Linked DNA regions of Mus musculus: region 1 is linked to region 2. The links are chromatin loops, found by intact Hi-C in ENCODE. Cell type or tissue: heart. All regions are shown on one strand. Links, peaks and the distances in the headings refer to the core of each region. The heading gives the core; the rest is flanking DNA. Region 1 has its middle 15 kb from the start of Pgk1. Region 2 overlaps Atp7a (ATPase, Cu++ transporting, alpha polypeptide).

Evidence for each region. Hi-C counts contacts between places; a loop is a spot of excess contacts. Peaks named below come from ENCODE experiments on the same cell type or tissue, not always from the same donor. Only the 100,000 strongest peaks of a DNase experiment are listed, where the experiment ranks them.
Region 1: it touches region 2 in a loop (2.9-fold over the local background); 4 of 42 quality-filtered maps call a loop at or near these places.

The regions. Positions count from the first base shown.
Region 1 is chrX:106,164,087-106,180,076 of GRCm38, reverse strand. It overlaps the pseudogene Gm14856. Among named protein-coding and RNA genes, the nearest start is that of Pgk1, 15 kb to the left of the region's middle. In heart, for the core only: a CTCF peak has its summit at 8,795 (motif pointing right); a DNase peak (open chromatin) is centred at 8,796; H3K4me3 peaks cover 754 bases; H3K27ac peaks cover 663 bases.
Region 2 is chrX:106,098,584-106,114,573 of GRCm38, reverse strand. It overlaps Atp7a (ATPase, Cu++ transporting, alpha polypeptide), which reads right to left. Exons shown (of 23, transcript NM_009726.5): 10 at 15,555-15,788; 11 at 13,956-14,047; 12 at 12,587-12,714; 13 at 12,073-12,227; 14 at 11,728-11,862; 15 at 9,233-9,427; 16 at 7,208-7,390; 17 at 4,597-4,813. Among named protein-coding and RNA genes, the nearest start is that of Tlr13, 37 kb to the left of the region's middle. In heart, for the core only: a CTCF peak has its summit at 8,873 (motif pointing right); no DNase peak of the experiment used is centred there.

The DNA of each region.
Region 1 (15,990 bases), core at 5,045-13,044, 66 kb before region 2:
ATAAAATAAATACATTTTTTAAAAAAACTACCATAATTTTTTAGACAAAGTCTTGCTATATAACTCTGACTGGTCTACTACTCACTATGTAGAACATACATGCAACAATCTTTCTTCCTCAGCTTCCCAGGTACTGGAAATACAGCTGTATTTCACCATGCCCAGCTATCCTTATTCTTTTTAGCTTACTCTAATCTGCAGAGAGATGCAGTGAGTTTGTATAAATGTCCTGTCCCTTCCTCATCTCATTGTTCTGACTGTTGCAACTGTTACATGAATCTCTCTCTCCATCTCTCTCTCTCTCTCTCTTTCTCTCTCTCTCTCTCTCTCTCTCTCCCTCCCTCCCTCCCTCCCTCCCTCTCCCTCTCCCTCCCTCTCCCTCTCCCTCCCTCCCTCTCTCCCTCTCTCCCTCTCTCTCTCTCTCTCTCTCTCTCTCTCTCTCTCTCTCTCTGTGTATTAAAACTGCCCACCAACTAAAAAATTAAGTAGGAATAAACAGGCTTTGCAAGCAAGTATTGCATGACTGGATGCAGCCGGTGGACCACTAGGCTGTAACCTTTGCCCTTTTATTACCCATAATAAATACAGTGTCTCAAAATAATCTGAGGTGCCGAACTTCAAGAGTGCTTGCCGTTCTAGAGGAGGAGTGCGTATTAACTGAGCCATCATTTATGAGCTTCCTGGGGGCCAGAGATTTCCTATTATTCTGGGTAGTCTACTGTAAACAGCTGTCTGGTTAGTCTAGAACCAAGGACTCCCCTAGGAGACAGTATTTGTAAGGCTGAATGAAATTAGAACAATCCCAGTATAATCACAACAGTTGGTCACCCTAACAATTAGGTGTTCACACGGTGAAAGTTCACTGAGCTGTGTATTTATGACATATACATCAGTGACCTGAACTGTGCAGAAAAGAGGTCTGGTTAGCACAAATATAAAACTGATATTAGTAGAATTTAGACTTCTATGAAGTGGTCTTAGGGTTACATTATCAGTTTCCTCAACCATATAGAGTTAAGCTATGGGGTAATTAAAGCTCTCGACATCATTTTCATGAACTGTGATTGAGACATGACTCCTCTTTCCTTCCTTCATTCAAGTAATGTCTAACCTTAGAGGCTTGACTTCCATTATAGTTCGTCCTGCTTCTGTTTCTGTTCTGTTTTTCTGAAATATGCATTGACTATGAGAGAATTCGCGTCTCAGTCCGGAACCTCCCTTGGTGGTTTGTTTGCATGCTAATGAAGGACACAAAAGAGCTTTCATTCTCCAGACTTTACCCACTTGCACTAAGCTTCGAATTCTGGTCACCATCACCACCTTTTTTCTCAGTAGTCTGCTGTATTTGACTCTTGTGTCCTCCAAAGGGTCTTACCTAGTGTTGCACCACTGGGAGTAGGGGAAGCTTTATGAGGTGGACCCCAGTGGGAGATTTTCAGGTGTTTGGAGGTATGCCCTTCAATCAGATATGGAACTTGTAAACTAGTTAAGCTGACACTTTCCATATTTCTATTAAAATATAGTATTGAGAATATTCCCCATTTGACAGGTTTGCTGTTCCTGTAGAATTATTTAGTTAATTAATTAATTAATTTGTGGGGTGTTTTTTTTTTCCAAGACAAGGTTTCTTTGTGTAGTCCTGGATGTTCTGGAACTCTTTCTGTAGACCAGGCTGGCCTCAAACTCACAGAGATCCACCTGCCTCTGCCTCCGGACTGCTGGTGTTAAAGGCATGCACCACCACACTTAGCTAAAACTCTTCATTTGGGGGGTTTGGGGAGGATGCTGAGGACTGAATCCAAGGCATAGCAGTGTAAGAATTCTACCACTGGGCTAGCTCCTCGCAGAATAATCTTGTGATTCCAACATTACGACCTATACAGAAAAACCACTTGAAAATGTCTAATAGGACTGGTGAGATGGTTCAGCAGGTAAGAGCACTGATTACTTTTCCAAAGGTTCTGAATTCAAATCCCAGCAACCACATGGTGGCTCACAACCATCCATAGTGGGATCCGATGCCCTCATCTGGAGTGTCTGAAGACAGCTACAGTGTACTTACATACAATAAATAAATACATCTTTTTTAAAAAAGAAAATGTCTAATAATTTCACATTTTAAGCATAAAACATAGTTGTAATAAAACAGATTGTGGGCAATATCATGAAAAAATTAAAAACAGTTTATAATATGATTACACTATAAAACCATATTTTTTTGAAAAATACTACTAATGTAATATTGAAGACATTATTGAAAAATTACTCTATTTGGGCTGGATAGATGGCTGGGTAGTTAAGAGCATTGACTGTTCTTCCAGAGGTCCTGCGTTTAATTCCCAGCAACCACATGATTGCTCATAACCATCTGAAATAGGAGCAGATGCCCTCTTCTGGTGTGTCTGAAGGCAGCTACAGTCTTCAACTACTCATATAAATAAATAAATAAATAAATCTATTAAAAAAGAAAAAAGAAATTATTTTGTTTATGTTATTTTTAATGTTCAGAAAGGCAGTATAAATAAAGGATACTCTTACATTGATTAATATGTAATATATATATTTTTTCTTTTTAGAAAGAATTTCTTTCTTTGTTGGCTTTGCCATGTGTCTCATACTGACCTTAAACTCCATTATTCTGCATTAGTGTTATTTTGGAAGTTAGTTAGTTTTTTTTTTTTTAACTTTATTCTGCAATTCAAATTCTGAGTCAGAATTTTGGTGTGTATTAAAATCCACAGTCATTTCTACATCACCTGAAGACTTCTCATTGGCGCAGCTTCTGATCTGTGCATGAAAATTTAGGGTTACAAAAGGCTGTGAATGGATAAACACGGGTTTGGTTCATCCTGTTGTGTCCCTTTGCTCCAAACGACTTTAGATCCAGACACACAGAAACATCACTGACAATGATCTCTGGAGAGAAGTCACCATTTTGATCTTTGAAATTTTATATGTGAGGAAGGGTATGACTGGACTCCACACTACTGCTTGTCATTCTGGTTTGCAAGGTTCAGATTTGGGGTGAAAAAAATTGGTCTGTCCTGCCTCCTAGAGAGGATGGTGATGCTCAGAGGAGAATTTAGAGCTTGTAATTATCTTGGCAGTCAAGCACTCTCTTTCCTTGCCAGCATAGGACAGCAGCAAGGTTTAGTAGACAGTGCACCAGTTGCTGCCATCACTAGGCATCAGTCCCCCAGTGATGAGCAAAATAAGATCGACGAACCACCAGATCCTCCAAGTGTTAGCAGCTTCCCAGCTGCTGTTCCAGTGTGTCCCAGGCAGAAGCAGTGGACTGCGAAGCATCCCAGGAAGCGAGAGTAGAGAAGCATGGTTATGAAGTGCTGTCCAGTGTACTTTATAATAATACAAGGCTTATTTTCTTGTAGGAAGGTCCTGGGGCTGGCACACTCAATTCCCTCCAGGGCTCTGCACTAGACTGCAGTGTGCTCCACATACATCACTGTAGGCCTGACCTCCTAACTTGAGATAACCGGAACCAAGTTCCTGGGATGCAGTTGCATTTCCAACGTGATCCACTGGGGCATCAAGAGCAAAGGATGACTGGAGAGTGAGGGTCGCTGTATTCCCAGCTCCTGGCTGAGGGCCTCTCCAGGTGAGCGGCGCCCTGAGGGTGAGAGATCCAGTTCGGGCGGTACAATTAACGGAGTGGCTCTGAGAGACACAGTGCAACAGCAGCAAGTTCCCCAACAGCAAGGCCGCCTGGTCTCACAGCAATAGGTAACTCACAGGGCAGCTGCCCTAGACCCGACATAAAGACAAAGCCAGACCGCGGCCGACCGGCATGAGTTAGTTTTTTTTTTTTTTTTTTAAAGATTTATTCATTATATGTAAGTACACTGTAGCTGTCTTCAGACACTCCAGAAGAGGGAGTCAGATCACTTTACGGATGGTTTTGAGCCACCATGTGGTTGCTGGGATTTGAACTCAGGACCTTTGGAAGAGCAGTCAGTGTTTTTACCCGCTGAGCCATCTCACCAGCCCATGAGTTAGTTTTTAATAGAACTCTTTTATAACCTTCCCATATAATAAAATCAATTTTTCAGCTAGCAGGTAAAAATTCTCTGGCATAGGGAATTTTTTTTCGGTGCCCTAAACTCTTTGAAGTACTCTGGTTTGGGTAACCAGAGTTATGGCATTAGTATAAATCACATAACATTAGTATCATGCGTGCCTTTGTAACTTTATCTCTATCCTTTATCAGTGCCTGCAACACAGATCCCCTTTCACAAAGAACCCGAGCCAAAAAGAACACTTAGGCCTCCTCTTAACCTGCTCTCCCTCCGTCTTTATCTGAGTCAAGTGAGGTAGCAAGGGAAGGGAGATAGAAAGTTCAGAGGTATAAAAAGGCTCTGGCTTTTGTTCCCTGGGAGGCGTCTTTTCACCAATTAATTTATTAACAAGCCCCAAGAGTTGTCCTGGAAGTAGATTGCTGTCTCCATGGACATGTGAGCAATGGGAAAAGAAGCATACATTCAGCAGCACTGACAGGAAGAGGACAAGAAAAACAAGTGCCCAAGAATTCCAGGAAACAACACTGAGCACAGAGAAAGCTCAACTGGGGAAGGCAAGAAGTCAAAGCCTGCATGGACCTGGCATGCCCAGACACTACTTGTTGTCTTAGCTAGGGTGGTTGTTTGATTGTTTGTTTGTTAGATTAAATTTTTTGAGCAAAGATGTTTATTATAGTTTATACAAGATTACCAGTAACTATATTTTATCTATTTTAAATCAATTTTAGAATATATGGTGAAGAAGTATATATTTATATGCTTTAAAGTAAATGCTTATTTTTGTTATTTCAAAGTAATTTTCATAAACTTCCTGTAGCTTGCAAAAATGACACCTTATAGATATGTATCATCAAACATCCTGTAACGGTTAACATATAAATTGAACAACTTCTGTTTACTTATAAAGACCAAAGAACACTGACAATCAATATATATTATAAAATTTAAAATTTTTGCATAAGCCATAGTGAAGGCAGTTTATAATTATTTACATAGATACAGCTAATATGCAATACATATATTTTGTTTCTGCTAACTTGTGAAATCAATTTAGCAACCACCAACTCACACAGCATCCCTGTCCATCCTGGCTCATCCCAGTGTACTATTTCACTATTGCTTGGTGTATTGTTTCTACTATCCTATCTGAACGTTTCTTCTCTTATTAAGTTTGAAAGTGCTTTAGTAACTGCCTTAGTGATGACAATTTACACAGTATGGATTACCTCTTTTCTGGCTTTATTCTAAATGAGCATCCATAAAGGATAAACTTTAAATGAACTAGAATTTATGATAAGCACATTCCTACAACTGGTAAACGTTGATGGGATATTGACCTCTTAAATATGTTTTGTTGTTGTTGTTGTTGTTGTTTTTGGTTTTTTGAGACAGGGTTTCTCTGTATAGCCCTGGCTGTCCTGGAACTCACTTTGTAGACCAGGCTGGCCTTGAACTCAGAAATCTGCCTGCCTCTGCCTCCTGAGTGCTGGGATTAAATATGTTTAAAGTACATAGACATCACACACACAAAAAAACAATTAACCGTTACTGTAAAATGATTTAAAAGGCCAACATGTAATACCACAAAGCATAGCACTGAATATGCCTGACCATTTTCAAGATTCATTAACATTTTAACCAATTACTAGTACTTTAGCTTTTGATTCCATGCTGAAGCCTGCCGGTGAAATTCATTAATTTGAAGGCATAAAGGCATAACAGATATCTTTCTTCACTTGGATGCATCCCACTGACTCTCACCCTTCTCCCCCAAGGGAGCGTCTTTTATATTAAAGCCAAGTAGTTTCAGACTTCCTTGGCCAGTGCCATATGTATAAACAATAATAGCACAATGATGTCAAGGAAGTAAGATCTTACAGTAACCTCCTAGTTATTCAGTCCATAATATTCAGCTTTTGTAACTTATATATACAAATATAAATAAATAAGGACAAAATTAATCCACAACAGTACAATTATTTTCCTGTATGTCAATCTCTTCTTTTTGCAACTTCTTTTTTAAGAAATATTTATTTAATGTATGTGAGTACACTGTAGCTGTCTCCAGACACACCAGAAGAGGGTGTCAGATCCCATTATAGATGGTTGTGAGCCACCATGTGGTTGTTGGGAATCGAACTCAGAACCTCTGGAAGAGCAGTCAGTGCTCTTAACCTCTGAGCCATCTCTTCAGCCCAATTTCTTTTTTTAATTGGATATTTTATTTATTTTCATTTCAAATGTTATCCCCTTTTCTGGTTCCCCCCTGAAACCTCCTATCCCATCCCCCTCCCCCTACTTCTTTGAGGGTTCTCCCCCACCCACTCATCCACTCCTGCCTCCCTGCCCTAGCATTCCTCCACACTGGGGCATCGAGCCTTCACAGGACCAAGATCCTCTCCTCCCATTGATACCAGAGCACTCATACACACAGAGTTATCTTCCCAGCTCCCTCCTTTAGGATCTCCCCAAAATTAGTTATTATCTGTGTATCTCTCCTTTTCTGTCTCTGTCTCTCTCTCTCTCCATCTCATACATACACTTTCTGTGTCACTATATCTCTGTTTCTGTCTTTCACTCTCTCAGAGACATTATATACATCATTAGTGGAAAAGTTGTAAAATATAGATATAAAAAGGTTAAACCATTCAGAGTTTCACCACTCAATAATTATCACTGTTAATATTCTGGAGTATGTCTTCATAAAATTGCAAGTTCATGTCCAGACATATAAAGGTACATATATGAACATGGGAGTTTCTTTAACATTATTATTTTTTTTCCAAGACAAGGTTTCTCTGTGTAGCCCTGGCTGTCCTGGAACTCACTCTGTAGACCAGGCTGACCTCGAACTCAGAAATCCGCCTGCTTCTGCCTCCCGAGTGCTGGGATTAAAGGCGTGCGCCACCACGCCCGGCTCCTTAACATTATTTTTTTAGGTTTTTTTTAAGATTTATTTATTTATTTATTTATTTATTATATGTAAGTACACTGTAGCTGTCTTCAGACACTCCAGAAGAGGGCATCAGATCTTGTTACAGATGGTTGTGAGCCACCATGTGGTTGCTGGGATTTGAACTCTGGACCTTCGGAAGAACAGTCCGGTGCTCTTACCCACTGAGCCATCTCACCAGCCCCATTACACTGGATTCAATACTTTTTTTTTTTTTTTTTGATTTTTTGAGACAGGATTTCTCTGTGTAGCTCTGGCTGTCCTGGAACTCACTCTGTAGACCAGGCTGGCCTCGAACTCAGAAATCCACCTGCTTCTGCCTCCCAAGTGCTGGGATTAAAGGCGTGTGCCACCTCGCCCGGCCCTTAACATTATTTTATAACTTGATCAGTTTTCAACTTACAGTACACTGGCACTTCTTTCCATTTTGATAAATACATACTTGATATTCTCATTGATGAGACTTATATAGCACCCTACTCTATGGACATATTGTAAATTATTTTAGCATATTTAACATTATTATGATCTCCAAGTTTTCACCATTACAAAAAAAATAAATAAATAAAAGGTCAGGCCCAGCAACCACATGGTGGCTCACAACCATCTGTAATGGGATCTGACGCCCTCTTCTGGTGTGTCTGAAGGCAGAGACAGTGTATTCACATAAATATACAAATCTTTTTTTTTTAAGACATTTTTTAAAAAATTTAAAAAGAAATAGCTTTATGGCTGGAGAGGTGGCTCTGAAGTTAAGAGAGCTTGCTGCATAAATGCTCTTTACTCCAGCGTCAAGATTTCTGACGCAAGCCGGGCGTGGTGGCGCATGCCTTTAATCCCAGCAATTGGGAGGCAGAGGCAGGCGGATTTCTGAGTTCGAGGCCAACCTGGTCTACAAAGTGAGTTCCAGGACAGCCAAGGCTACACAGAGAAACCCTGTCTCGAAAAACCAAAAAAAAAAAAAAAAAAAGAAAAGAAAAGAAAAAAAGAAAGGAAAAAAAAAGAGTTCTGACGCCCTTTTGTCCTCCTTAGGCACCAGCAATGCACTCACAGGCACACCTGTGGGAGCGCTCCCTTGCAGCGCCACTTCCTGCCCTCCACTGCCTGGCAGCACACCCCTCCCTTTTCCTTTTCTACCCTCAAATCCAAACACAAAACTTAGCACTCTGTGTGCCATCCACTCCGCACACACTGTCCGGCAGGTCAGTCCTATATATTAATTATTAATAAATTAAAGAGTAATAAAAATGGAGTGAACGAGGTTGGGGAGATGGCTAAATGTGTAAAACGCTTGTTCTTCAAAGTCGAGGACCTGAGTTTAATCTCCAGCACCCACAGAAAAGCCGAATGTGGCAACCAGAATGTATAATCTCAGGGCTCGGGAGCCAGAAACAGGACGATCCCTGGGACTTGCTAGCCAGCCAATCTAGTCAAAGCAGCGAGTTCCAAGGCCAACGAGAAGCCCTGTCTCAAAACATGATGACCGGAGGATCTACCAAGGAAGACATTAACACGGAACTCTGGCTCACGCACACTCAAGCACCCCCCTCCCCCACCCCCCCACACACACACACTTTGGGATTTCTGACCTCTAGGACTGTGAAGAATACATGTCTGTTGCTTTAAGTCACTGTGTTCGTAATAATTCGTTATAGTGGACACAAGAAATTGATACACACTGTGTTGTTACCTGCTTATCTGATAACAGTGGAGTGCTTAGGCGGCTCATTAAGAAAGAACAATGGGGCCCAATAGGCTGTCGAGGGTTCTACTTGGTGCCTGCTCCAGCATTGCTTGGTTGGTTATTCCTCGGATGACCAGCAGGTGGAGGTGCTATACAGGAGATGAAGAGGAACTTCCTTCCCGTTCACATTCTCCCTGCATTTTTATTTCTTTTGAGGCAAAATCTGTGTCCCAGGCTGCCCTTTAACTCACTATGTAGCTGAGAATGGTCTTGAACTGCCTGTTCTCTTGCGTCCATTTTCCAAGACCTAGAATTACAGGTGTGCCTCACTCTACCCAGATCCTCGTTAAATAGCTTATTTTCATCCTTCATACCCTAAAATCAGAATCTTCTTTCTCAAAGCAGCATGTTTGGCCCTTGTGCATCTTCAGGCTGTAGAAAATTTAGATTCCAGAAATTAGATTGGGCATTTCTCTTTCTCCCTCCCTCTCTTCCCTCCTTATCTTTCCTCCTTTCTCCTTTTGTAACAGCATCTCGTGTTCTCTGCTAGTCTAGAACTCATTGAGCAGCCAAAGCTGACCTTCAACACCAAACCCATCTGATTCCACCTCCTGAATGCCGAGATTACAGACACATCCACAACAACACCCACTTTGTGTGATACTGAGGTTTAAACCCAGGATTCCAACCCTGTTAAAACAGCACTCTTCTAGCTAAAACTACAGTCCCAATCTCTAGACTTGGCATTTCAAAAACTGCAAAGGATTTTTGAAGTGTAGCCAAGGCCATACTGTGTTGCCCAGGCTGGCTGAGACCTTAATCTTCCTGCTTTAAGCATCTTAAGTATTTAGGAGTGCAGGAACATGCCACCATGCCCTGCTGAAGAGCTGTTAGTATTTACAAAGCTTTCGATGCTGGAAAATTGCAACCTTTGATCTGGCTCTGTTGGTATATGCCTGCAATCCCAGCTACTTAGGAGGCTGATACTGGATGACTCCATTTAGTTCAAGGCCTGTCTGGGATGAAGAGGGGGTTCAAGGCAAGCAGGAGGAAATTAGTGAGAACTTGTCTCAAAAAGAGAAGTCAAAAGAGAGCTGTGGATATAACCCATTGGTCAATTGAGGCCCTAGGTTTTATGTCCAGTATAGTAATATATAATCAAATACTGTGCTCTTTGGAGAAAATGCTCCAGGTTTGTCTTTATGGCCCTTGTGCATCTTCAGACTTAGCTAATAACAAGATGGACTAAGCTGGTAGCCATTGTATTTATAGTGGCTTCTCTTTAATAATGCCAACATCAAACATGGTGCTCCTTCCATGCCAGTTCCTTCTGTCATGAAGAAGATGGGTTTCTTAGCTAGTGTTTCTCGGACAGAAGTGCCACTGATCCCTGCTATGTGTTAGTTCAGTTAATCCTTACAACACTTTAGAAGATGCTGTTTCAGGGATGCCATTTTAATAGATAAGACACATGAAGTTTAGGGAACTTTAATATCAGAATTATTTACTGAGAAAAAAATACAAGCCCCAAGTCCTGGTCATCTGGGTATCAATTTCTGTGCTAATGGAAGGGATTTGGCTTCTGGCCATCTTTCTTTTTGATTCAGCACATTGTGTATCATTGATTTGATCCTTGAGCCATGTATCACATGACATTGTAATTATCATTTTATACAGAGAGAGATGTTGTATTAATTGCTGCAATCATCACCTTGATAATCTACCTGGCAAAGGCGGCCTAAGGATCTATTTTGGCTCACAGTTTGAATAGAGTCCATTATAGTGGAAAAGGCACAGTGGTAGAGTGCAACACTGCACCAGCAGTCCGGGAGCAGAAGGAAATGAACACTTCTGCTCAGCTCGCTTTCTCTTTTGTATGCAGCCTAGCTACCATCCCATTCCCACCACAATGGACCCCCAACTACAAATTGCCAGAAGCCTCCCCGGGAGTTTGTCTCCTAGGTGATTCTAAATCTATCAAGTTGACAGCCATTATTAACCATCAAATATGTTTTTTTTTTTTCTAATTAGATAGCAAATTTCTTGAAAAAGAGGTTAGCAAACCTTGACACCCACCCAGAACCTGGTGCTGTGCTGTGTCATTACTTTTTACTACATACTTGTTAACGTGTGATTTGAGGGTGTTCCATAGTTAGACCTTAAGTCAATGAACCTTTGATTGCTGTGACAAACTCCCTGAGGAAAAGCGTCTTAAAGAAGGAAGAATTAGCTTTGGCTCACCATTTCAGAGGCTTCAGTCCCTGGTTGTTTGATTCCAGTGACTTTGGCCCTGTGATGAAACAAAATAGCCTGGTGGGGAGCACTGTGGAGCAAAGTCTCAAACCTCAGAGACAGAGGAAAAGGGGTCGGGGTTGCAAACCTCAGGGTTTTCTCCCACTGGTTTAACCTCCCACTGGGCCTACATGCTAAAGCTCCTAACACCACCCATAAGTGCCACAATCTGGCAAACAGGTCTTTATTTAGGATTTGGGAAGTTTTGTGGGGTGCACTTAAAACCCAAACCATAACAGGCTCTTGTTCATGTCAGTATACTTAACAATTTAATATGGAAAGAGCCCCTGGCAAACTTCATCTGTGATGTACTTACCATGTCACTATATTTAATGATTTAATATGGAAAGAATCCCTGGCAAAGTTCATCTGTGATCTACTTACCATTAGCCACCAGTAATAGTCTTAAAATGCACCCTGAAGGTAAAGTACGTAGTAAAATCAGGTGATTGCATTAAGCCATTATTCAGTCAATGTAAGCCCTTCCTGGTTCGCAGACAGATCTGCACAGAAGCTAATGTCCAGACACATCTAGAAACCTTATTGCGTGTTTCCTGAGCTTACAGGCCATTTTTATTAAGCTAATTGTAGAACACTCAAATTAAATTCTCAGTTTTATATAAAATACATAATGTATGGCTGGATATGTAGTCCAGTTGGTAGAATAAAGCTCTAGTTTTGATCTCCAGCACTGCATAAAACAGTGTAATAGCATGTGATCCTCCCTGCCCCCTGGGGTCATCATGGTTTATGAGGGCGAATGGAGCAAAGCCTATGGTCAGGGGATTCTGAAGCCCTGTAATTAAGTACAGTAATGAGCACACACGAGGACCAACTGTGGGGAGACAGATCAACTTTACTTGGAGGCGATTCAAGGATTATAGAGTTTTAGGTTAAGGGGGTAGGAAAATCCAGGATGGGCAAATGTCATTGGCTGAAGGCTAAGGTCCTGAGATGCCTTATTAGCACAGGGAGGCATTCCAAGAACCTCAGGTGCTAGCTGAATGGGCTCTTATCAGGAGAAAGGAAGTTGACCCTATAATCTAAGGCTATGTGACATTCTGTCGGTAGAGTTGGGGGTGGGGTTAGGTCAGAGAAGGGGAAGCCCTGCTAGTAAAAGGAGTCCCCCATTTTGCACTGAGCCCAAAAGGCTACCTGGACAATGGTAGACTTCAACCTTAATTAGCAGTTTTCCCACAATAGTACTTGTCTATCATCCCGGCAGTGTTGAGCTTCAGGCTGAAGGATCAGTAGTTGAAGTTTTTCTCAGCTATATAATAAATTCAAGGCCAGCCTTGGATACACGAGCTCAAAGATACATGTAGCTTGTAGATCCTCTATTTCAGCACTTTGACAATGAGAATGAACATTATTTTAGACAAATAATTGAATTTGCCCAAGGATAAAGAGCACTTCTGGGATTCCGTGAACAATTATGTATTTTGACATGCAAACATTTATCAAGCTTTCTTGGCAAGTGCCTTTTTCTATGGAGCCAAGGCACCAGGCCTGTGACTATTATTTTTTAAGAGATATTACACTAAGACAAATCCAAAGAATATGTAGTGACTAAGTGTTAACCACTGTGTCAGCTAAGGGGAGTTAATTTCTGAAGATAGGAGAACCTTGACAGAGTAACTGTTTAACCCTGGGCGTGGTGGCCCACACCTTTAATCCCAGCACTTGGGAGGCAGAGGTAGGCAGATTTCTGAGTTCGAGGCCAGCCTGGTCTACAAAGTGAGTTCCAGGACAGCCAGGGCTATACAGAGAAACCCTGTCTCGAAAACAAAAACAAAAGAAGGAGAAGGAGAAGAAGAAGATACTTTAACGGAGCCCCAGACTTTAGTAGGTCTCCAGACCTCAGCCCAGCTGACTTCATGATGGAAGTACATTCTGGCTGTAAAACTCTGTACTTAGATACCACCACCTGCGAAAACCATCAAAGTTCATAGTTATGGGAAAGTCTCTAAATATACTAACCTTACTTTTTGGCTTCCATATTTCTGCTTCTGGCTAACTGTCCTTATTAACGGAAATATGTAAACCCAAAATATATATTTTTGTGTGCTTAGAAGCTCACTATGAGAAAGGCTTGGTACTACATTGGGATCCTGAATACCCAGTGTAGTTGCTGGTTGGTTAATAAAGAGCATCTATTGGCTTAAACCTATGTCCAAGGAGTCTTCTCTGGTGACTACAACAATAAGTAACCAATGAAGATGTAGAAGCATTACCCACTTTAAACAAATGCAAAACTAGCATGAAACTGAGGTTTGGAAAAGCATGAAAGCCACTCAGGTAGGCCACAGATTCACTTCCCAATGGAGAAGTCTCTATCTGCCCCTCCTTTCAGTATTCATAGGGAAGAACATTTCAGTTCTTCAAAATAAATTAAAGCTTAATATATTTCTATCTTTAGTAGCAGGAGGATGTTTTTCATTAATTAATTTACTTATTCATCACAATGGTTGCCTCCCTTCCCACTCTCCCCTCACACAGTCCCTCTCCATTTTTACTCCTTTTCCCCTCTGAGAGGGGAAGAAACACCCTCCCCCAAACACCAGGTATCCAACATCAAGCCTCTGCAGGGCATGGCACATCCTCTCCCACTGAGGCCAGGTAGAGGAATGGGATCCACAGGCAGGCAACAGAGTCCAAGTCACAGATGGTCTCTGCTCCAATTGTTGGTGGACCCACATGAAGATCAAGTTCACATCTGTTTACATACGTGTAGGGGCACTAGGTCCAACCCATGTATGCTCTTTGGTTGGTGCTTCAGTGTCTGGGATCCCCCAAGGGTCCAGTTTAATTGACTCTGTTGGTCTTCATGTGGAGTTCTTATCCCCTTTGGGACTAAGAGTTTTTATTTTTATATTTTTATTATGATTTAACCCTTTCTACTTCAGATTTGTTTGAAGAAAAATTATATAATAATAACTTTCAAATCTGCTTTTTAAAATAGAGCTCAATGCTTTCATTAAAAATTAAAAAGTGCTTGGAGCTCTAGTAATTTAGTCTAGGAAATGAATTTTCCCTGTGTCCTGGCTAGTTACTATTTTTTGTTTTTGTTTTTGTTTTTCGAGACAGGGTTTCTCTGTATAGCTTTGGCTGTCCTGGAACTCACTCTGTAGACCAGGCTGGCCTCGAACTCAGAAATCCACCTGCCTCTGCCTCCCAAGTGCTGGGATTAAAGGCGTGTGCCACCACTGCCCGGCTGCTAGTTACTATTTAACATATAAGAATACGTAATGCAGGTCCCTGTGAAGTTGAGGATGCCTTGATCTACAATACCACCCATTCCAAACCATAAACAAGAGAGACAGCAGCACATTTTATTAGTGATGGCAACAAACAGTGCTTCATTCATTAAATTCATCATCGTCTTCATCATTATTGTATGCGAAGGAGACACAGACAGAGACGCAGAGAGAGACATTATAGAGTCCGTTCTCTCCTTACATCTTTATGTGGGCTCCAGGAATCAAACACAAAGCCGGGCGTAGTGGCGCATGCCTTTAATCCCAGCACTCGGGAGGCAGAGGCAGGCAGATTTCTGAGTTCGAGGCCAGCCTGGTCTACAAAGTGAGTTCCAGGACAGCCAGGGGCTATACAGAGAAAAAAAAATCAAACAGAAGTCATCACATTTTTGAGGGAAAATACTTTTGCCTGCTGAGCCATCTTGATTGCCCTCATATTTCTTTTTATTGAGTAAGACTTTATTTTTATTTTATATGTATGGGTTTTACCTGAATGTATGTCTGTATACTCTGTGAGTGCAATGTCCTCAGAGGCCAGAAGAGGAGGCCAGATTCCATGAAACTGGAGTTATAGATAGCTATGAGGCAGCATGTGGCTTCTGGGAACCAAACCCTTGCCTTATGAAAGAGAAACCATTTCTCCACTCCACTTCTCAGACTACCTCGAAGGTGCAGGATCATTTTGTTGCAGCAAGTGTCCACCCCTTGACTGAACTGATTCATAGACACTTTAGGCATATGCCCACTGGTTTTCTCTGTAGAAACTTATCTTGTGTGGGCAAAGCTGATATTGTAGCTCATAGTAACAAGAAAGACCTCCTTCATGAACACATAACCCATGTCCTCACACAAGGCCCCAAACCATGAAGGTCCTTATACTTGGTTGGATGCTTTCAAGATCTCTAATCTTGAAATTCTGAAAAACCTTAAGCTCACTGTGTATTCCAGCCAGGCCTTGAACTCACAGAAATATGTCAGCCTCTCCTTCTAGAGGGTTGAGATTAAAGGCACGTGCCACCATGCTCAGCAACATTTCCAGTTTACACAGAGTCCCCCAATCTCTCCAGTACAAGAACAAACATACCGTTCATTCTGTTTCCTAGAATTTGCCTATTTCAAAAGCTCTCCAAAACGAAGTCAGTTCTTGTAGTTAACTATTTACCTTTTCTGTCAAGAAAGGCTCGACCCCTATGCACCTAAGTGTACTTTCCTATTAGCCCTCAGCTATCATCATCTTCCCAGCATTGGAACTCTCGTGTTACATAGTTTCAAGGACTCTTGGCCCATTGACCAGTGTGCTATTCGATGATCTTAGTCTTTTTGATGTTATGTGAGATAAGCTAGTTTCAGTAAAATAAATGTGTCATGTTAGTTATGTTACATCTTAGTCTATGTTTTGTTTTTCCTGCTGTGAATGAATCAGTAAGAATGAGAAGACAACAATGTCCTCTCAATCCAAAATAATTTGTTCTTATGCCTACCGAGATGATTTGAACTCCTCTTCTGCCTGGCATGCAGGGAGGGCAGAAAGGGATGGATGCAACCCTGGGGTGGAGAGAGCAGTCGTGCAGTGACCAGATCAACCAGACAGGTGAAGATTGCCCAAGACCAGGAGAGGAACACAGGCTTGCACGTCCCTTCCATTACTCAAGAGCTACTCCGCCCCCAGAGAGTTGACAGACGATCAGGAAGGAGTGGGAGTGGCTGGTTTCAGCAAAACTACAGTGCCCAGCACTGCTCAGAAGCTGCAGAGGCTCAGGCTCCCAAGCT
Region 2 (15,990 bases), core at 5,206-13,205:
GACAGGGTTTTTCTGTATACCCTTGGCTGTCCTAGAACCCACACTAGACCAGGCTGGTCTCAAATTCAGAGATCCACCTGTCTCTACCTCCTGAGTCCTGGGATTAAAGGTGTGCGCCACACTAATTTTAAGTGAGCTCTTACCTCTGATGGACAGATGCTTGACTACATGTCTCTAGTGCACTCAATCTATTTCTTCAGGATGACCATTTGAAATCGCCTCTCCTTTGAAATCTCTAACTTTTCCTCCCCCATTCTCATCCATGATACTATCATAAGAGAATCTGTCATGGCTAAATTGTCCCAGCTCCTGTGCCTCCTAGGTGAACCCAACTTGTTCCCCCTGTTATAAACAGAGCCTGAGCCTGCTGAAGGCCAGTCTCTCTACCTGTATGCTAGGTTACCCTTCTTTGCCTACTTTTTTTCTCTCCTTCCTGAATAATCATTTTCTGCCATCTCTGCTGCATATTGTCCTATCTTTAAAAGCAGAAGAACCCTTTCGTATCAGTGGTCTAGCTGTCATACCTCTGCTTCCGTGCACAGCAGAACTGCTCAAAAGCACTTCCCCTACGAACTGTTTCTAACTCACCTCTTCCTATTCTCTTTGAACCCATTCTAGTAAAGCTTTAGTCTCTACTATTCTAATGAACTATTCCCACAGTGTTTCCGTGATCTTTAGTAAACTAATGATGTTGGAACAGTTGTTCCAGCAATAATGGAAATGCTCTACACCCATTCTTTTTAATTCTATAGCCACTAGGCAACACATGTGGCTATTGAGGGCCAATATAATTAAAGAGCTGGACTTTACATTAAACTAAATTTGATTAAATCAAAAGTTAAACAATCACATGTAACTAACTTATAATTACTGTATTTGATACCACAGATCTACAAAGCAAATGACTCTCAATTCTGTATTTCTAATTCAGTCTCCTGAATGTTCAGGCCTCTGGAGACAACTGCCTACCTAATAATTCCGTTTTTATGATATTTCTACTTAGCGAACAGGCATCCTGTTATATAATGTAACTTCTATAAAGCTGGATGCCTGATCTTGTCTCCAATATTGTTCTTTTTGTCTTCCGTATCCTATTTAATGGTAACTCCATCCATCTAAAAGGTGGGCCACTAACTTTGGCATGATTTGACTCTTCTGTTTTAATTTTTAAAAACTGGTTTGTATGTGGATAGGTATTTTGCCTGCATGTATGTCTGTGTACCATGTCATATGGTGCCCGTGGGAGGTCAGAAGACAACACTGTATCCCCTGGTACTGGAGTTACAAGCCAGTTGTGAGCTGCCGTGTGGGTGCGTAGAATTGAAATTTGTCCTCTGGAAGAACAGCCAATATTCTTAATTGGTGAGCCATCTCCCCAAACCCTTAACTCTTATTTAACTCATATTCTATATATCTAATTAGTAGTTAAATCTTTCAGCTTGCTCTTCAAGACACACCTGGAATTTGACCACTTCTTACAAACTGTACTGCTATCACACGAGCCTGAGCCATTGTTATGTTTTGCCAGGGTAGTGACAATAGCCCACTAACGCAGCCTCTTTCTTTGGTACTAGCTCCCATCTTCTTCCTCAGTGGTGCTGGAGATCCAACCCAGGGCCTCACATATGCTAAGCAGAGGAGAGGCTTAGAGAGGTGTACACCTCTGCCCTCACTAATGATTCTTTTTAGTGTTGTTAGCGATCCACAACACACAGTAGATGTTCCTGTTGAGTAATTTTTCTATATGTCAGTTACTTAAAATGACATCCATAGACAAAAAGTCACAGAGAAGTACAAATGGTCAGGAAATAATTATTTTGTAGTATGTCTAATATAATAGAAATAAAGTACAAGTATAATTTAAGATGAGTAAGTATTTCGATCAGCACATGTTGAAGTGCCAACCATAAAGACAAGTCTAGAAAGATAAACAGGGTAGATGCTATTTACAGTGAGGGTACTGCATGGAGAGAATAGGAAATGAAATAATGAGTAGAAAATGGCAGACTACAAAGGAGCACCAAAAAAGGAATACCTTCAAAACAAACAAACAAACAAACAAGCCCTCAAAAACCAAAACAAACAAACAAACAAATCACCACAGGCTACTGCCGATGTTATTTGGTGCTCTCTACTTGTCAGGACCTATTGCTGAAGTCAATACTTATATCACAGAACATGGAAAAGTCGAGCTGGTGCCTAACTATAAGCTTCACTCCTACTGACTCTAGAGTTCAGGGTACCGAAAGGTACTCTGCATTCCTGCATTCCACTAGAGGAGACAGGCGACCATTAATTATCACCACTCAACTGCAAACCCTGCGACCTGCAACAATGGCCTGCCTGTAAGACATACTGGTACAAGAGTGGCACACACGCTATGGGAGTAACTTAATCACACTTTAATCAGATTTAAGGCCTAGCCCATGAGATGGAACCCATACCCAGTACTATTAAGTAACCAAGACCCTGAGACTAGAATGGATCTAGGCTAAAACCTATTGCTATTATTTTGTTAAAGGAACATAAGAATAAAATGACTTCTAATAATATACTATGACACCCATAGACCAGCACCTCACTCAGCCCACATCAGAGAAGCTTCTTTTTGAAGAAGATGGAAATGAACATAGAGAGCCACAACTGGACAATATGCAGATTGTGGAACTCCCCACGAGACTCAAGGATCCTCCATTGCTGGTCAGAGTGCAAACTTGTACAACCACTTTGGAAATCAATCTGGTGGTTCCTCAGAACACTGGAAATAGTTCTACCTGAAGACCCAGCTATACCACTCCTGGCCATATACCCAGAATATGCACCAACATGTAATAAGGACACATGCTCCACTATGTTCATAGCAGCCTTATTTATAATAGCCAGAAGCTGGAAAGAACCCAGATGTCCCTCAACAGAGGAATGGATACAGAAAACGTGGTACATTTACACAAGGAGTACTACTCAGCTATTAAAAACAAGGACATCCTGAAAATTGCAGGCAAATGAATGGAACTAGAAAATAACATCCTGAGGTAACCCAAACACAGAAAGTCAAGCATGGTATGTGTTCACTTATAAGTAGATATTAGTTGTTAAGTAAATGATAATTAATCTACAATTCACAGACCCCAGGGAGGTTAGGTGAAGAGGAGGGGTTGAAGGTGGATCTCCCTGGGAAGGAGAAATAGAATGGATTTTGTGGGTAGAATGAGGCAGGTGGGGAAGGGAATGGGAGGGATTGGGTGGTATTGGGAGATGGGATGGAGCTGAGCAGCAGTTGGGGGCAGTGTGGAAACTTCCTCCTGGAATCTGTGAGAGTAATCCTAGTAAGGACTCCTAAGCAATGAGGACTACAGACTCTGAACTGGCCATCTCTAATAGCCAGGCAAGGCTTCCAGTGGTGGGACTAAGTTATATTTGGTGAGTATTTGGCCAAGGGAGTCCTGTCTCCACAAGCTTGTCCAAACAAGCCAGACTGATACTAGGACAGAAGTTTGCTCTCTACAAATTAACAGCAGGGCCCCATTGCCAAGGACTACATCTGCACAGCTCATTGAACACGTCAAGGTCAAGTTGGTGCCTGTGTGGAACCTTACAAATACTCTGCAGGCTAATCAAAGAAAAAGGTGGACACACACCCAGACACAAACCTTTTGGTCTACATTCGGTCCTGCCTCCATAAAATGGTAATACAATGGTGGTTTAGAACTTGTGGGAGTAGCCAACTAATGTCTGATTTTACTTGGGGCCCATGCCATGAGACAGAGTTCATTTCTGACCCTGGTTCGATGGTCAGGATCCAGAGACTAGATAGCCCAGGGACATAGGGTGGAACCAAACATGACTGGTCAAAAAAAAATCAATGAAATTCTTCTTAATGATTTCTGCTATCCTCATAGATTGGTGCTTTGTCCAGTTGTCATCAGAGAGGTTTCCTCTGGCAGTAGATGGGAGTCGATGCAGAGACCCACAGCCCAACACTCATTATGCTGAGGGTTTAAATTGGAGGTGTCCATTGGGTCTCTCCCCTCAGAATTTGGGGAATTCCACAGAAGAGGGGGTGCAAATATTGTAGGACTCAGAGGGGAATGGAGGACACCAGGAGAACACGGCCCACTGAATCAACTAAGTAGGATGCATATGGGGCTCACAGGCACTTGAAGCAGCAAGCATGGGGTTTGGATGGGTCTGCACCAGGTCCTTTGCATATATGTTATGACTGTTAGCTTGGTATTTTGTGAGACTGTTAACTGTGAGAATGGATGTGTCTCAGACTCTTTTCCCTGTTCTTGGAGCTCCTTTCCTCCTGCTAGGTTGCCTTGTGAGCTTTGGTATGAGGGCTTTTGCTTTGTCTGACTCTATTTTGTTCTGCCATGCTTGGATGTTGTCTCTTGCTATTTTCTGGTTGGAGATGGAGGGTGAGTGGATCTGGGGAAAAAGGAGGTGGAGTGGCTGGGAGAAGTGAAGGGAGGAGGAACTGTGGTCAGGATGCATTGTAAGAGAGAAGGATCTATTTTCAATTTAAAAAAAGAAAAATAGGAAAAAAGAAAAAGCTAAAAGAGAAATCTATAAACTACTACAAAGAAATCAACTTACTTGAGAGATGAGCATCAATAATCATAGAAGATGAAGTTGATGACTGTTCATTAATTGCATCAATTTGAACCAGGGATGCATTTTTAATGTTATTTTCTTCTATCTTCAAGTTACTCTTATGTAGCAAACCTTCAATATTGGTGACTTTACAGCTAATACCACAGCCTGGTACAACCTGGAAATCTGTACAGGTACCCAGGGTTTCAGTGTCCAGCTCCTAACAAACAGAAACACAACACACTAAATAAACAAACAAACAAATGGTGTAGTATTTTTAATTAGGAGAACAGTGTTAGAAGAATGAAAGAAGACAGGACTTCAAATTTTGGGTGCAGGCACAAACTGATAAAACCATTTGTATAAATGTTAGTAATGGTCATGAAAAATGAAACTGTGAGCCTCTGATGATCTAACAACTTCACTGATGTTTAACATGAAGACAGACTGGAGAAACTGGCAAGCATGTGGCAGTGTGCACTGAAAACAAAACCCCACTCACAGAACCGAATACAAAACAATGGGGTAGGCTTGAATTTCCTGATAGGGAAAATTCATCTAATAAAATAAAAAGCAAGGTCACTGTATGGTTTTCTATGTAAAGTTTTGAATGATAAATGCAGGTGGGCATGATGGCATACACCTGGAACCCTGGCTCTTAAAAGATGGAAATCTGCACAGGTTCTGTAAGTTCAGGGTTTACCTGGCTATAAAGCAAGTTCCAGACCAGCCCTGGCTATGTGATGAGACTCTCAAAAGCAACAAAAAAAGTATCATCAGCTAGGTGCAAACGACACATGCCTATAGACCCAGCCATGTGGAAACTGAGGTAGAAACAGCACTTACGCCCAGGAACTTAGACCAGCCTGGACAACATAGGAAAATCTTTGCTCTTAAAAGAATGAGGTTTTGCTGAAGAAATGGCTCAGTAGTTAAGAGTACATATGACTCCATCAGAGGACTAGAATTTGGGTCTCAACACCCGCATTAGGCAGCTCAGAAATGTAACTTCATCTTCAAGGTATCCAATATCCACTTCAGGTGTGCATACACACACAGAGAAAAACACATTAATAACTAAACTAAACTAAATCTTTACATAATTACATAAATAACATTAACATACATTTCTGAACACACCAGAAATTGTTTATTAAACTTTATAAATTTTTTAAAAAATCAATAAAGATGTCTCAACCACTGGGCAAGAACTCACTTTTAAAAATTAATTGGGAAAAAAAATTAGTTGGAGATTCCTGAATGGAAAACACATACTGTCCCTTTAAGATTAGGAGGCAGGGAGAATTGGTTTTTTTAGTTGAGAGTTTAAGTCACAGATACCAATTATTAAATTTTGGACTGAGGAGTTATGTTGGGGGAAAGGGGTAAGCGTTCCACTTTTATGACCTAAGTTATGCTATCAATATACATACTACTTCTATTTTAACGTTTTATGTCAAATGGGTTACTGTGTGATAAGATCAGAATTACTTTTTTTTTTTTTTAATCTTTACAGTTGCTGTATGAACAAAGCAGTATACAAGTTTGAGACAAGGTTTTACATAGTCTAGGCTGGGATCAAGTTCACTATGCAATGAAGATGACCATGAAAGTTTTTGTTTGTTTTTCAAGACAGGGATTCTCTGTGGAGCCCTGGCTGTCCTGGAACTCTGTAGACCGGGCTGGCCTTGAACTTCGAGATCTGCCTGCCTCTGCTTCCTGAGGGCTGGGATTAAACATGCTTACTTTATTGGTGTCAGGGATCAAAACCTAGGCCCCTAACATCTAGGCAAGCATTCTACCAATCCAGCTACAGTCCCTGCCCAATCCATTCAATTAAATAAGAAAATACAATTCGCATGAAACTCAAGAAGAACGAAGACCAAAGTGTGGACACTTTGCCCCTTCTTAGAATTGGGAACAAAACACCCATGGAAGGAGTTACAGAGACACAGTTTGGAGCTGTGACGAAAGGATGGACCATGTAGAGACTGCCATATCTGGGGATCCATCCCATAATCAGCTTCCAAACGCTGACACCATTGCACACACTAGCAAGATTTTGCTGAAAGGACCCAGATATAGCTGTCTCTTGTGAGACTATGCAGGGGCCTAGCAAACACAGAAGTGGAAGCTCACAGTCAGCTATTGGATGCATCACAGGGCTCCCAATGGAGGAGCTAGAGAAAGTACCCAAGGAGCTAAAGGGAACTGCAACCCTATAGGTAGAACAACAATATGAACTAACCAGTACCCCAGAGCTCTTGACTCTAGCTGCATATGTATCAAAAGATGACCTAGTCAGCCATCACTGGAAAGAGAGGCCCATTGGACAGGCAAACTTTATATGCCCCAGTACAGGGGAACGCCAGGGCCAAAAAGGGGGAGTGGGTGGGTAGGGGAGTGGGGGGGAGGGTATGGGGGACTTTTGGGATAGCATTGGAAATGTAAATGAGGAAAATACCTAATAAAAATATTTTTAAAAAAGAAAATACAATTCTCTTTAGCCTCATACTAATTACATACATAAAATGTATTCAAAGACCAGCCCAGATTAGGTCTGTTATCATTCCTACATGACATGGTAACATAAATATGAAAGATAAAATTGTACCTTTTTGCAATATTTGGTTACAGCTGCTCCTAAAGGATGTTCACTGTTACTTTCTGCAGTCCCCACAATGGCCAGGATCTTATTGCGTGATATCTTGTTACTTTCCACGAGAACCTTCACTTGATTCACTACTGGGGTTCCATGGGTGATGGTTCCAGTCTTATCAAATACCACTACCTTTACCTAGAGAACAGTTACAAAACAGAATGCATCCATGTAACATCATCTTCCCAGAAATAAGAAACAGGTTTATTTTTAACAGATATTTCACTTCTTAATAAACTGGACTTTGGCTTCACAACTGATCATCTCTGGATGAACAAAAGGCATATTAAAAAATACTCTTGTAGCAACTAATTTCCTTACCCCACAGTTGAGTTTTAATCCTGTTAAATATCTGTGAATCTGTGTTAAACAACTAGAGCTGTTAGTTCTGGGTTGGCTGTTAATAGGTAATTAAGAGACCGTCACTGGCATCTCTAGGGGAAACACAAAGGTTTTCAATACTAATGAATTAGAGATCTATTGGAGAAATCTGGGTGGCAAGCAGATGACTGTAAGAGAAAATGTAAATGTTAGGTTGCATGGAATGACAGCTGGGTTGCCTGACTTGGCTAGGTCTTGGTTAAGAACTCGGGCTGTTAAGAGGAAGCTCAGAGAAGCAGTTCGAGAAAGTCAGCGTACATAGGAGAAGGGGAAAATCTGGAGTTAGAGACCATGTTCACCTCACTATAAACTCAGAATGAGAACCTTGGAGACTGAACAGCCCAGAGAACTGATATAAAGATAGGACTAACACTCAGAGCCATCATCTGGACAAGAGAAAAAGTGCTGTAACGGGTATCATGGACACAAGGGAGGAAAGCAGAACAGGAAATTACAGATTAGGTAACAGCATTATGTCAATATTAATTTCTTGATTTTGATAAATGTACTGTGGTCACATAAAGGAGTGTCCTTGGTCTTAGGATAGGTACCCAACAGCTGCAGAAAAGGCAATACTTTTTTAGGTTTGAAGTTATGCCATTTTTTTTCCTATAAGAACTAGTACCCTGGGGACTGGAGACTCGGTGCTTAAAAGCAGTTTGTGTTCTTGCAGAGGACCCCAGTTCAGTTCCTAGCACCAGTATTGGGCAGGTCTCAACAACCTATAACTCTAGCTCTAGGGAATCTGACACACCCTTCTGACCTCCACAGGAACCCATAAATACGTTAATATACATATCAAAGTGCACACACATGAGTAAAAATAAAAACTAACCTTTAAAAAATTCCTTAGGGCTGGAGAGATGGCTCAATGGTTAAAAACACTGACTGCTCTTCCAGAGGACCCAGGTTTGGTTCCCAACACCCATGTGGCAGCTCACAACTGTTGATTACTCCAGTCCCGGGGGGGGGGGGGATGTTCAACAGCATCTTCTGGCCTCTATGCATGTGGTACATGGACATACATGCAGCCAATATACTCATACACATTTAAAAAATTCTAGCCTATATTTATTTGTTAGCTATTCTAGGTTCCAGATTTGTTCTAAGCTATGTACTTTGTATCCTCCATGCACCTGTATATATTTTAAATCCTTATAATGAGATTGTATTATTGGGAGCACAGCTTTAATTGAAGTAGCCTTAATTGAGGCTGAAGTCACAGTGCAAACTGCCAGCTGGTGGCAGCAAAGGCACTGCCATGGCAGGTGCAACTCCCACAATGTGGAGTCAGACACAAACATGTCAGAAGCACGGGAGGCCCTGGCAACTTTTCCCAGGCAAGTGCTGGAGATGTGGGTAATCAGAGATGGCTTGGAACTACAGTGGCTCTCCATTCAGGGACTACTCGGAGTGCTTAAGTAATCAAGGCAAATCTGAAGAAGACCCAACATTACAGCTTTCCTACCTCAATCCTCAGGGTAGCCCCAGAACAGACTCAGCCTAAGAACCACAGCCAAAAAAAACTACGAACCCCATTTCTCAATAGGGTGTGACTGCATGTTTGATAGTGCAATTTTTAGTCCTGAGGACTCTTACCTTATGAGCCATTTCCAGTGGCTCCCCACCTTTGATAAGTATGCCATTCTGAGCACCTACTCCTGTGCCCACCATCACAGCAGTTGGAGTGGCTAGTCCCAGTGAACAGGGACATGCGATACACAGAACCGTGATAGAGGCTTGGAAAGCAAAGCGTATTATGGTTTCTGTTCGGGAGATGCTTCTATTATAGCCCTTTAGAAGAAAGACATGGACTTCGGTTATTCATTTACAGGTAGAGTTGTTCAGAACAAAAGCAACACTGGTCAACCCTGTTTAAATAAAACCTGTGTTGAAGTCACGTAGCCTACCTGGCTACTTACATACACTTTAGTTACTAATGATAAACATTTTTTCACTTATAAACATAAAAAATTGGGAGCAGAATTGGCTAATAAGTCCTATTTATGATTTTGGAGTTACTAACTATGAAGAAAAATAAAGAACACAGAATTCCATAATTTCTCCATATCTAGAAGAACTTTTAGCAACTTTCAAGAATAACATAAGACATTATTTTCAATAAGTTTGTTCCTGAACACATTCTGATTCTCTGATGCTGAAGTCATTGATTGGACGTCCATACAAAATTTTATAGACAATAACTTAAATATTCACTTTAAAGAACAAAGGTTAGAGCAAGCAAGATTGCTCAGCAGACAAAAGTGCTTGCTGTGCAACCTTACAACCTCGTTCCAATTCCATGAGATCACAGTGGAAACAAAACAAACTCTTGGAAGTTGTCTTCTGTCCTTCTCACATGCTCAGTGGTGCACATGTTCCAGAACTCATTTTCTCTCTCTCTCTCTCTCTCTCTCTCTCTCTCTCTCTCTCTCTCTCTCTCTCTCTCTCATACACACACACACACACACACACACACACACACACACACACACATACACAGAGTAAGTGAAATAAAGATAAAAAGTTAAAAGAGGCTAGTGAGACTGCTCAGTGGTTGTGAGAACTTACAACTCTTACAGAAAACCCAAGTTCAGTCCTCAGAACCCACATCTGGCAACTCACACCTGTCTTTAACTACAGCTTCAAGGAATCCAATGCACTCTCCCAGTCTAGTTCCACACACACATACACATACTTATGTATAAAGATAAGTCTTTAAAATATTTTAAAAGATAAAAGTTAGAAGGGAATTTCATGAATATCTAGGCATAGACTTTTGTATAGGTCATATACAAATGTTTTCACATATGTTGTGTGCTCTCACCTCTGTGAATTTAAATCTTTTAACTTAGGCATTGTTATCCCTATGTCTCCCCTTACAAAAAGAGAAGCTGAGTTAAAGTTTATATATAAGTTTATATATCTAAAGTGAGGGATTACTGGATCTACCAAAATGAAGTTCAATCCCTTTGTAACTTCTAATCAAATCAAGAACGGCAAACAGTATTTCAATGCACCTTCCCACACTTCAAGGAAGATCAGGTTTTCTTCTCTTTTCAAAGAGTGTAGAAGCACAGATGGTGAAGTTTGTGCTCTGAGGACACTACAGAGCCCAGAAGATTGGCAAAGTGGTCCAACTGTACAGGAAAAAAATTTGTCATCTCCATTGAAGGAGTGCAGCGAGAAACAGCTAATAGCACAACTGTCCATCCATGTGGTTACTGCCAGGCTAAAGCTAGACAGAGACTACAAAAAGCATCCTGGAAAGGAAAGCCAACTCTCAACAAGTATGAAGGGAGAAACAGCTGAGAATTTACAGTAGAGGAATCTCATGTACACTTTCACTAAAGACTGTTGAATTAAAATAATAAAGTGAAGCCGGGCGGTGGTGGTGCACGCCTTTAATCCCAGCACTTGGGAGGCAGAGGCAGGCGGATTTCGGAGTTCGAGGCCAGCCTGGTCTACAGAGTGAGTTCCAGGACAGCCAGGGCTACACAGAGAAACCCTGTCTCGAAACCCCCCCCAAAATAAAATTAAAATTAAAATAAATAAATAAATAAAATAAAGTGAGGGACATCACAGATCTCCTTTACTACATTATAAAGCCATACTTAGAAAGCATCCGAGACCTTAGTAAGTAGGCACTGATACTATATAGCTTTAAAATAAACATTAATTATAAGGTATTCGTTGGGGGCTGAAGAAATGGCTGAACAGTTAAGAGTGCTGGCTGTTCTTCCCAAGGCCCCAGCACACACATGATGGCTCCTAGCCATGTGCAACTACAGTTCCAAGGAATCCAATACCCCATTCTGGCCTCCACAGGGACTAGTCACGCACTGTGTATAGTTTTTTGGTGGGGGTGTGAATACGAGTGCAGGCATTCTCAGAAGCCAGAAGCATCCAGTTCTGCTATAGCTGGAGTTACAGGTGGGTGCTGGGAATGTAACTCAGGCCTTCTGCAAAAGTAGTGTGTACTATCAACCACTGAGCATTTCTCCAGCTCCTCAAAATGAGCTTTACTTAATGACCTCTACAAAAGTTTCACAAAGCGTTTTGTACATAGTCAAAAGTTATTATGAGTCACTTACGGGAAAGTAGGTTTCCACAATTTCAAAATTTTGAAATCCAATTATAATCCACACCAAGAGGGTAACAATGGAAACCAAGACGATGAAAGGAACAAAGTAGCCACTGAGTTTGTCTGCAAACTGCTGGATAGGAGCCTAGAATTTAGAATAATAGTGATGATGACGAGTGTCTTTAAGTCTTTTCTCTAATACTGAATACACAGTATATTTGGTAGTTAGCACAGTCAGAACTATCTTAACAAACCCCAGGAATGCAACTGGAATTAATCAAAGGAAAATACACAAGACTCATCCTAGAAGGGCTTAATAAGAACATCGTCTGCTTTTCCTGGGGAACTAGGTTACCTTTGATGTCTGTGCCTCCTCCACAAGTTTGACGATCTGAGAAAGGGTTGTATCTGCTCCCACATGTGTTGCTCGGATGAGGAGAGATCCATTCTGGTTAATGGAACCTGCAATCACCGTGCTGCCAGGTTTCTTAGCCACAGGCATTGCCTCCCCTGAAGAAAGTAAGAAGAAAAGACTGTCAACAAATACCTGGAAAGGACATTCTTCTTAAACTAGGATCTAGACACTTGCAAAGATAAAGTTGCCCTCCTCTTTTTCCTTTTTTTTTTTTTTTTTTTTTTTCTCATCCAGAAAACACAGGGCTATACAGCCAGGAAGAGATTCCCACATTGCAGAGGAAACTGCAAGCAGTCTCTAAAGAACTCATATTCTTTAAAAAAAAAAAAAAAGAACAACCCTCATATTCTTTGTTCATGATTTACACATTTATTGGTTCTCCTTTAGTGTCTACCTTCCATTATCACTTTTGATATATTTCCCTTTCATGTCATGATTCTCTGACACAGCATACCTGTGATGAGGGACTCGTCCACCATAGAATGTCCTTCAATAACACGGCCATCCACTGGAAATTTGCCTCCTGGAACAACCTTAATGATATCTCCACGTTGTACAAGTTCCACATCCACTTGTTCTTCACTGCGTATGAGTTAACATAAAAAGCATCATGGCATCTGCTTATTCTACCCTCCACACACAAGATTTGGAGACCGTGTCAAGCTTATGGCTCTGTAATTACTACGAACAGAACCGGGATCCAACATCTAGGCTAGCAACAACCACATTAGTTTTGCTCACTGGTGGTAATGAACAAATTCTTGGCCCAAAGCAAGCACTCTAAATATTTATTCAAAAAAACAGTGCCACAGTCAGGCATGATAGCAAACACCAGTAATCCCAATACTTGGGAAGTAGAGGCAGATGGATTATGAGTTCAAGGTCAGCCTATATTACATGAGACCCTAACTAGCTATATAAAAATTTCAATATCAGCTATCTTATATTTCTTTTAAATTAGAATAGCTCCTTCATTCTTTCCTTTCTTCTTCCTTTAGTCAAAGGAGGTATCACTAAGCGTTAAAATAAGTAAGTTCTCAGTGGCCAACCACTTTTCTGGTATACTTAAGATCTTCAGATCATTTCCTGACACCAAAACAATCCTGAAGACAGAGCCCCAAAGCAAGACCTTGTGTCAAAAGATAGGTAAGGTAAGAGACTGGCCCAGGTTATTCTCAAATCCACGATCCCCCTGCTTCAGCTTCTGGAGTGTTAGGATTACAGGTATGGCTTGTTAGGGTTACACATGGCTTGAATATGTCCTTTTGGGGGTGTTGGTCTCAAGACAGGGTTTCTCTGTGTAGCTTTGGCTGTCCTGGAACTCACTGTGTATAGGCCAGACTGGCCTTAAACTCACAGAAATCCACCTGCCTCTGTCTACCATGTGCTGCGATTAAAGGCATATGCAACCACCATCTAGCTGAATACATCCTTCTATAAAGAAATCCTGCTGAGAATGTTCCACAGAAACTATATGCCTGGGATTTATTTCCTACTGCAACAAAGAAAGATGAGACAGACAGAGGAAGTAAAGCATCATTAAGTCTGAGAGCCAGATTATGTGGCATTATGACATTCCTTACTAATAGATACATCTCAAAATATGTCCATAAAAGAGGGCCAGTAAGCTGGTTCAGCACATAGGGTAGCTTGCTGCCAAACCTAACAACCTCAGTGCCATCAGTAGGGCCCACATGGTACGAGGAGAAAACTCCCACAAGCTGTCCTCTGACCTCCACACATGTGTCATAACATATGTGTACTCACCACAATAAAATCAATAACAGAATGTTTAAAACAAGTTACAAACGCAAATGAAGTACCTCAGGAGGAGATTTTCAGAGTTCAGAGTTACAATAGTGGCTTCAGTTGCTTGTAATGAAATTAGCTTTGCAAGAGCCTCGGAGGTTTTGCCCTATAGATTAAAACACAACAACAGTGCTGAAGAAAGAAAGTGTTTAAACATAAAGATAAAATCTTTTAACATTTGCTCAAACATTAGCTTAAGAAAAACATTTGATCAGAGAAATTGACATTGGAATATCAAAACTATAATTTTAAAAGTACGAGGTATAATTTATAAAGAAATACAATTTAATAGAAAATACCAGGAATCTAATGTATCCATGAACAAAGTACTTGAATAAGTAGATTACTCAAGAAGAATTATAAACACTCCATGTATAGATAGCTTTTCCAGACTACTCATAAAAGAAACTTAAACCAGATCCCCTTTGCATTCTAGTTACCATCTGCCACTTAGCAAGGATTTAGAGAAGACGCTATAGTGAGGACATTGTAGTAAAACCTAGCTGACAGACCCTAACTGGCCAAATTTCCCCCAGCTAAGAGCATGAGACCATGGGAAGATTATGCCCTGTGAGACAACCATCATAAATCATATCCCTTCTTAATCACTCCTAAGGTACCCAGCTCAGAGGGAAGAATGAATGCTAGGCATGAATATGGTCAGTGTAGTATTGTCTAGAACAAAAAATTGGAAAAAACAATTAAGAAAGCTAGAACGGTTTAGTAAAAATGAAGACACACTTACCTGACAGAACTAGCAAGTGACTGTCTAGACTGTAGTTAGGGAAAAACTGTACAACACTTACGGTACTGAGAAGCATAGATTATGCTTTTTAACTCAGTTAAACATAAAGTTACATGGAACTGGATTAGAAGCTGACCTTCATCACAGCATGGCAACATGAGTAAACTTTGATACCACTGTTTTAAGCCACATGGTTAAGTCAACTCTCAAATAGCAATATGATATGACTAATCAGTAATTCTCAATGGTTCTCACAAAGTACCATGGGCCCGGCGTGGTGGCGCACGCCTTTAATCCCAGCACTCGGGAGGCAGAGGCAGGCAGATTTCTGAGTTCGAGGCCAGCCTGGTCTGCCAGGGCTATACAGAGAAACCTTGTCTCTAAAAACCAAAAACAAAAAAACAAAAACAAAAACAAAAAACCCAACCCAAACCAAACCAAAAACAAAACAAAAAACCCAAAGTATATACTCTAACCTTGGCGGTAATATCAACTTGATAACTTTACTGAAGATATTGTTAGAACTAAAATGGTTAACTACGTTACTCAATACACATTTTTTTTACAATTAGGTATTTTCTTCATTTACATTTCCAATGCTATCCCAAAAGTCCCCCATACCCTCCCCCCAACTCCCCTACCCACCCACTCCCACTTCTTGGCCCTGGAGTTCACCTGTACTGAGGCATATAAAGTTTGCAAGACCAAGGACTCTCTTCCCAATGATGGCTGACTAAGCCATCTTCTGATACATATGCAGCTAGAGACATGAGCTCTGGGGGTACATTTCTAATGAGTGGTAATGAGAAAACAGTAAGGTATTTGACTGATCCACTATCTTAACAAATGTCACCCTTTCATATTTTACCTTCGCTATATGTTCCAGCCATCGTCCTAGTGCAATAAACACAAACAGCATAGGAGGTGTATCAAAGAAGGTAATGGGGTTCACTTTGGCTCTCTCAAACATTGCAACCAGAAGAATAACCAGAGAGTAGGCAAATGCGATGGTGGTTGCCAGCACAATCAGCACATCCATGTTTGCTGTCTTATGCTTCAGTGCTTTGTAAGCCTGAATGTAGAAGTACCAGCCGCCACAAAACTGTAACAGAAGAGTGAATATGACTGAGTCTTTCTAAACCCGAAATTCATATGTATACCTAAGTAAACAGCATAAATTATGGATGTTTACCTCCTTTGCCTTTTAACTAATCTATAAACACTGTTCTCGAGCCTCATATGTAAGCCCAGGTTGGCCTTAAACTTTACAAGATCTTGGGGTTACAGGCATGCACCTACCTGGC